Regions from separate parts of the Homo sapiens genome. Here region 1 is linked to region 2. A link is a loop called in an ENCODE intact Hi-C map of the cell type or tissue named here. Cell type or tissue: GM12878. All regions are shown on one strand. Each heading gives the region's core, and the rest is flanking DNA. Links, peaks and the distances in the headings are about the cores only.

Region 1 (2,916 bases), core at 259-2,758, 180 kb after region 2:
GAGGTTGCTTATACTGGTCTTGCATCATTTGGGCTACTTAAAAAAGATGACAAAGACCCCGTCAGTCTCCAGAAAGGAAAAAGTAACTCTTCTGGCATTAGTGGAAATTACAACCCATTAGAACTAATAATTGCTAACCCACTAGATCCCCACTGGAAAACAGGGGAATATGTAACCCTAGGAATTGATGGGACCGGTCTTGATCCCAGAGTCCATATCTTGATATGAGGAGAAGTCCAAAAATGCTTTCCCCAACCAGTGTTTCAAACTTTCTATAATGAACTAAATGTGCTGGTACCAGAAATTCCAGGAAAAACTAGAAACTTGTTTTTGCAATTAGCTGAGCATGTAGCTGGTCTCTTAATGTCACTTCATGTTATGTTTGTGGAGGAACCATAATGGGAGATCAGTGGCCATGGGAAGCCTGAGAATTAGTGCCTACAGACCCCGTTCCCTGTGAATTCCCAGCCCAAAAGAATCATCCTGATAACTTCTGGGTCCTAAAAGCCTCAATTATTGGGCAGTATTGCATAGCTAGAGAAGGAAAAGAATTTACCCACCCTGTAGGATGGCTCAGTTGTCGTGGACAACTACCAAAACAGCCATTTGGTGGAGTTCAAACTACACTGAAAAGAATCCATTTAGTAAATTTCCAAAGTTGCTGACTGTGTGGACCCACCTGGAGTCCCATCGGGACTGGATGGCTGCCACTGAATCCACATACTGGATATGTGGGCATAGAGCCTATGCTAAGCTGCCTGACCAATGGACAGGTAGTTGTGTTATTGGCACTATTAAACCATCTTTCTTCCTACTGCCCATAAAAACAGGTGAACTTCTAGGCTTCCCTGTCTATGCTTCCCACGAAAGGAGAAGCATGGCCATAGGTAATTGGAAAGATGACGAATGGCCCCCTGAAAGAATTATACAATACTATGGGCCTGCTACTTGGACACAAGATGGCTTGTGGGGATAACGGACCCCCATTTACATGCTCAACCGAATCATACGGTTGCAAGCCGTCTTAGAAATCATCACTAATAAAACCGGCCAAGCCTTGACTTTACCGGCCTGACAAGAAACTCAGATGAGAAATGTTATCTATGAAAATAGATTGGCTCTTGACTACTTACTAGCAGCTGAAGGAGGGGCCTGTGGAAAATTTAACCTTACTAATTGCTGCCTACACATAGATGATCGAGGGCAAGTAGTCGAAGACATAGTTAGAGACATAACAAAGCTGGCACATGTGCCTGTGCAAGTGTGGCATGGGTTTGATCCTGGGGCCATGTTTAGAAAATGGTTCCCAGTGATAAGAGGATTTAAAACTCTTATAATAGGAATTATAGTAGTAATAGGAACCTACCTACTCCCTTGTGTGCTACCTGTACTCCTCCAAATGATAAAAAGCTTTGTTGCTACCTTAGTCACCAAAATGCTTCAGCACAAGTGTACTATATGAATCACTATCGATCTGTCTTGCAGGAAGACATAGGTAGTGAGGATGAAAGTGAGAACTCCCACTAGAGAGTGAGGGTCTCAAAGGGGGAAATGAGAGAGGAGACCACTTCTCATATTGTCTTATACTTAATTTCTTGTTTGCTGAAAAAGTAGAAGTTAAAAGAATAGGCAGAAGTGAAATTCATAGGCAGCCCCACGCCACATTTTGGGCCTGGTAGTTAAAATTCAACCCCTGACCTCACCACTTGTGTTATCTTTAGATTCTAGACATTGTATGAGGAAGCATTGTGAAACTCCCTGTTCTGTTCTGTTTCATTCTGATTACTGGTACATGCAGCCTCCAGTCATGTAACCCTCATTTGCTCAATCAATCACAACCTCCCGCCCCCCGCCCTTCACGCGGCCCCTTTAGAGTTGAGAGCCTTGTAAGGGACAGGAATTACTTATTCAGGGAGCTCGGTTACCAGGACGTGAGTCTGCCAGTGCTCCCAGCTGAATAAAACTCTTTCCTTCCACAATCTGGTGTCTGAGGGATTTTGTCTACAACTTCTCCTGCTACATTTCTCCATAGCCTTAAACAACAACAACAAAAAATAATGCAAGAAAAAATAATACATGTTTTCTGGGGAAAAAGGAAGTAACTAGAAGAACCCAGTGAAAAGAAAATTTAGCACAACAATTTTTGCAGTCTTACAAAGCAACTTAGGAAGCAATTGATCCAAATTAAAACAAAAGATCACCAGGTTCTGTGAAGGTCTTCAAAAACAAGATGGCTTTATTTACGATTAAGAAACTGGAAGCTCTTAAAGACATGTTTCTTTGGTCAAACAACAATAAAAAAAGAAAGATAATTAGAAACTCCAGGAAAAAAAACTGTACAGAAAAATCACTTCATATATAATATAAACTAAATTGTGAAAAAAAATTGAGTAATTATCACATTGAGACAGAGTAGAGACAGGGTTTGGCTTCAGCTCACCCCCATTAGAGCCTTCTTTCGTGCATTCCCACTGATCACAAAGCCCACACCACTACCTCACTGATAGTCCTTTTACATAAAAAATTCCAGGAACTGGCATTAGGAGACAACGAAGTTTGCAGTGTCCCACCTTGGGAAGGCAGACTGAGCAACTGATTCACAGCCTTTTTGGGAAAGGGCAGACCACCAGGTGGCCCATGAGACCCATGACTCAAGATAACCATCTGCAACCAGATAATGCTGACCTGCATACCCTACCCCTCATGTGCTTTGCCCAGCCCAGCCTGCATATTCCACCCCCATGTCAATTCTGGAGCTTTGCCTAATCAAAAAAGCCATACCATGTCTTTTTGGAGAGTGAGCCAGGGAATTATCTCTCTTTTGAGCTGTCTCCCTTTGTCTGAGCATAAGCTCCCATAAAGCCTTGTTTAGGAAAACTCTTTTGGCCTCATGTCAATCTCTATTACATTGAGAGC
Region 2 (2,916 bases), core at 199-2,698:
TGGCTGCCTCAGGCCCACAGTTGAGTTGTGGTTCGGGATGATTTCTACTGGGAATGGCTTTTCTTGGCCAGAGTTAAAATCTGTCATATATACACACACACACACACACACACATACACATACACACACACACGTATATATATATATTTGGGGTTTTTTTTTTGGGGGGGGGATGAATTTTAAAACATAGAGATTTTAAAACAAAAGAGACAGGCAGAAATGCAAAACAATCCAAAGAGTGATCTAATGGTTCCAAGATTCTGTTTGACCAATCAAATTACAATAGTTAACGTGGGCCTGCCCACCACTTACCCTATTTCTCCTGCTAGTCCTCTTTTCCTCCAGGTCTTGCTCTCTGTGCAGTGAAAGAATATGACATTTTGCTAGGGGCACATGTCTCCAGTTTCCTCCACTGACATTGGACCCCAGAGCTCAATTCAAATGAAATGGGAGAGACAGGACATAATTAAAATCCTCGTCAGGCCCACTTAGAAGACCTATTACAGGGTCCAGACTTCACGAAGGCTGCATGAACCTTATACATGGGTTGAATCCCCAGTAATTCCTGCACTGCCCACACTGCACACTACCGACTTTGACTATCTGTGCAGCATTTGGCTAGCAGTAGCCTCCCAAAGCCATATGAGAGAGAACTGCTCTGAGGGACAATGAGAACTGAAAGAGAAAAATTCCAAAACAGAAAACACACACACACACACACCCCTCAAAACAAAAGGGGCTTTCTGGGTAGCATTTAAGCAAAATTAATTTTACTGAATGGAGGTATTAGAGTTTAGCCCATGCTGTTGTGTGTTTTGAGAAAAGCATATTTCTATGTAGTTATTTAGAAGTTGCATCCTAGGCCGGGTGTTGTGGATCATGCCTGGAATCCCAGTGCTTTGGGAGGCAAAGGATGCAGGAGAATCACTTGAAGCCAGGATTTTAAGACCAGCCTGAGAAACACAGTGAAACCCCCATCTCCACAAAAAGTGTTTTAAAAATTAACCAGGTATGAGGGTGCATGGCTGTAGTCAGCTACTTAGGAGGCTGAGCCCAGGAGTTGGAGGCTGCAGAGAGCTATGATCCTGCCACTGCACTCCAGCCTGGGCAACAGAGTGAGACCCCCAACTTTAAAAAAAGAAAATAAAAAAGAAGTTGCATCCTATCATATTTCTCATGACTGTACATTTATTTATTTAAACTTCATCAAGAGGAGAGCATTAATTTGTTTTTCTGAGAAAAGACGCATGATATCCTTGAGGACAAACAGAGCAAGTATTTTTCAAATAATATTCTACAAATTAACAACACCTCAGGAGAGACAGAAAGGGGGCGTGCAGAGCCCTGCGTGCTGCTCTGAGTGATGGCTGGTTGGTGAGGAAGTCTCCTGTCCCTCGGAGCCTCCTGCTCCCCTGCACGCTTAGCCCTGCGAGGCTCTTTTCTGAAACCAGACGTGATACAGAGGAAGGACTCTTGCCATCTGCGGCATCTCCGTCTGAATCAGTCTTCAATGTGGTTTTCAATTATTACATTTCCCAGACAATGCCCCATCCCCTACAATCTTATATTTAACAAAAGGCTGCCTATACCATTTTTTTTTTAAAAAAAGGCAAAAGATGGTGAACACAAAATTAAATGAAAAATTAAATGTGTGCTTATGATTTCTAAACATTTAAAAATGTGTCTGTGTGCATGGCGGAACTGCCACCAAATTCTACCTCTTGCGGCTGAAACCACTGTTTAATGTGGTCTTTTTGGTACTTCAGTAACTATAACCACTTGAATGAGTGCAAGATGATGAAGGCAGCAGCATGGCAGGTTTCATAGCAGTATCATAAGACAGCTTCCAAGATACAAAATAACAGTGATTCTATTTTATGGTGAGGAAATGAAGTTACACCATAATTAAATAATTTTCCCAAAATTTTAACTGAAAACAAGGAAGAAGAAAGAACTAGAACTCAGCAAGGGAGTTCAGACGGAACCCTCGTTTCCACACTCTTATCATCTAGTCCTTTTCTCATTTACATACTACAGTATATCTTAGTCCTGCCACAATAAATAATATAAGCTCTCTTCTCTCCTGAAAAGAGTTCATTCTGGGGGCCAGACAGGGTGCCTATTTCTTTTTAATACTGCCCCTCAGTCCTGTGAGCTCTGATTAAATGGTTTCACATGCTGAGTTAAATAATTGGAGTTGCCTAGTTCCCGACCGTTTGTTTGCCAGCTATAATGAGTGTGGCTGTTTTAAGGGAATGACTGATACACGAAAGCAGCAAGAAAAGCAAACAAGGCATCCTATTCAAAGAATGTGAAGAACGAAAGGTTACCACGGCCCAGCCTCCTGGGCACAACCCCACGCCCCCCGCCCACCCCACACCTCCATGCTCATAAATTGCAAATCTACATTCACAGCACAATGCTTTCACTGGCAAGCTGCCTCAAAAATCAGAATGCTAGTAATGCCAAGGCCTAGCTCCCAGCCCCTGTTTTGTTTTTGTCATTTACCAGCTGAGTATCCTTGAGAAAGCTGCTTCACTGTTCTGGGGCTGCAGTTTCCTCATCTGTCAAAGGAAAAGACCAACAGGACCTCAGTGACATTCTGTGCTTCCTCATAGGGAAGGTGGTTAAAGTTATTTTAATGAAGGCCACCGTGATCACCCAGAGGCCCCACTGGTGAGTCCATGAGCTGTAGAGTGTTATTTTATGTATTCCAAAGGAAGGGGAAGGTCTATACTGAAAAATGGACTCTATGTCTACACTTAAAAGCTTAAATTTTAATAGTGGCAGTAACATATCAAACTAGGAAGAGAAAAATAATAAAGGAGTGTATGTACAATACTTGTTTTTTATATATTATATAAAAATAGGTCTTGATGTTTGAGAATTCATGAAAATATCTACAGAGCATCTTCT

What was found. A loop is a pair of places that touch in the nucleus more often than their neighbours do. Peaks named below come from ENCODE experiments on the same cell type or tissue, not always from the same donor. Only the 100,000 strongest peaks of a DNase experiment are listed, where the experiment ranks them.
Region 1: a loop joins it to region 2, with 2.5 times the contacts of the local background. A loop is called at or near these places in 2 of 110 quality-filtered maps.

The regions. Positions count from the first base shown.
Region 1 is chr14:55,818,654-55,821,569 of GRCh38, reverse strand. No RefSeq gene overlaps it. Among named protein-coding and RNA genes, the nearest start is that of LINC00520, 23 kb to the right of the region's middle. In GM12878, for the core only: no CTCF peak of the experiment used is centred there; a DNase peak (open chromatin) is centred at 1,739.
Region 2 is chr14:56,001,903-56,004,818 of GRCh38, reverse strand. It overlaps LOC105370512 (a long non-coding RNA gene), which reads right to left and starts at 131. Exons shown (of 4, transcript XR_007064183.1): 1 at 1-131. In GM12878, for the core only: no CTCF peak of the experiment used is centred there; DNase peaks (open chromatin) are centred at 1,438 and 1,738.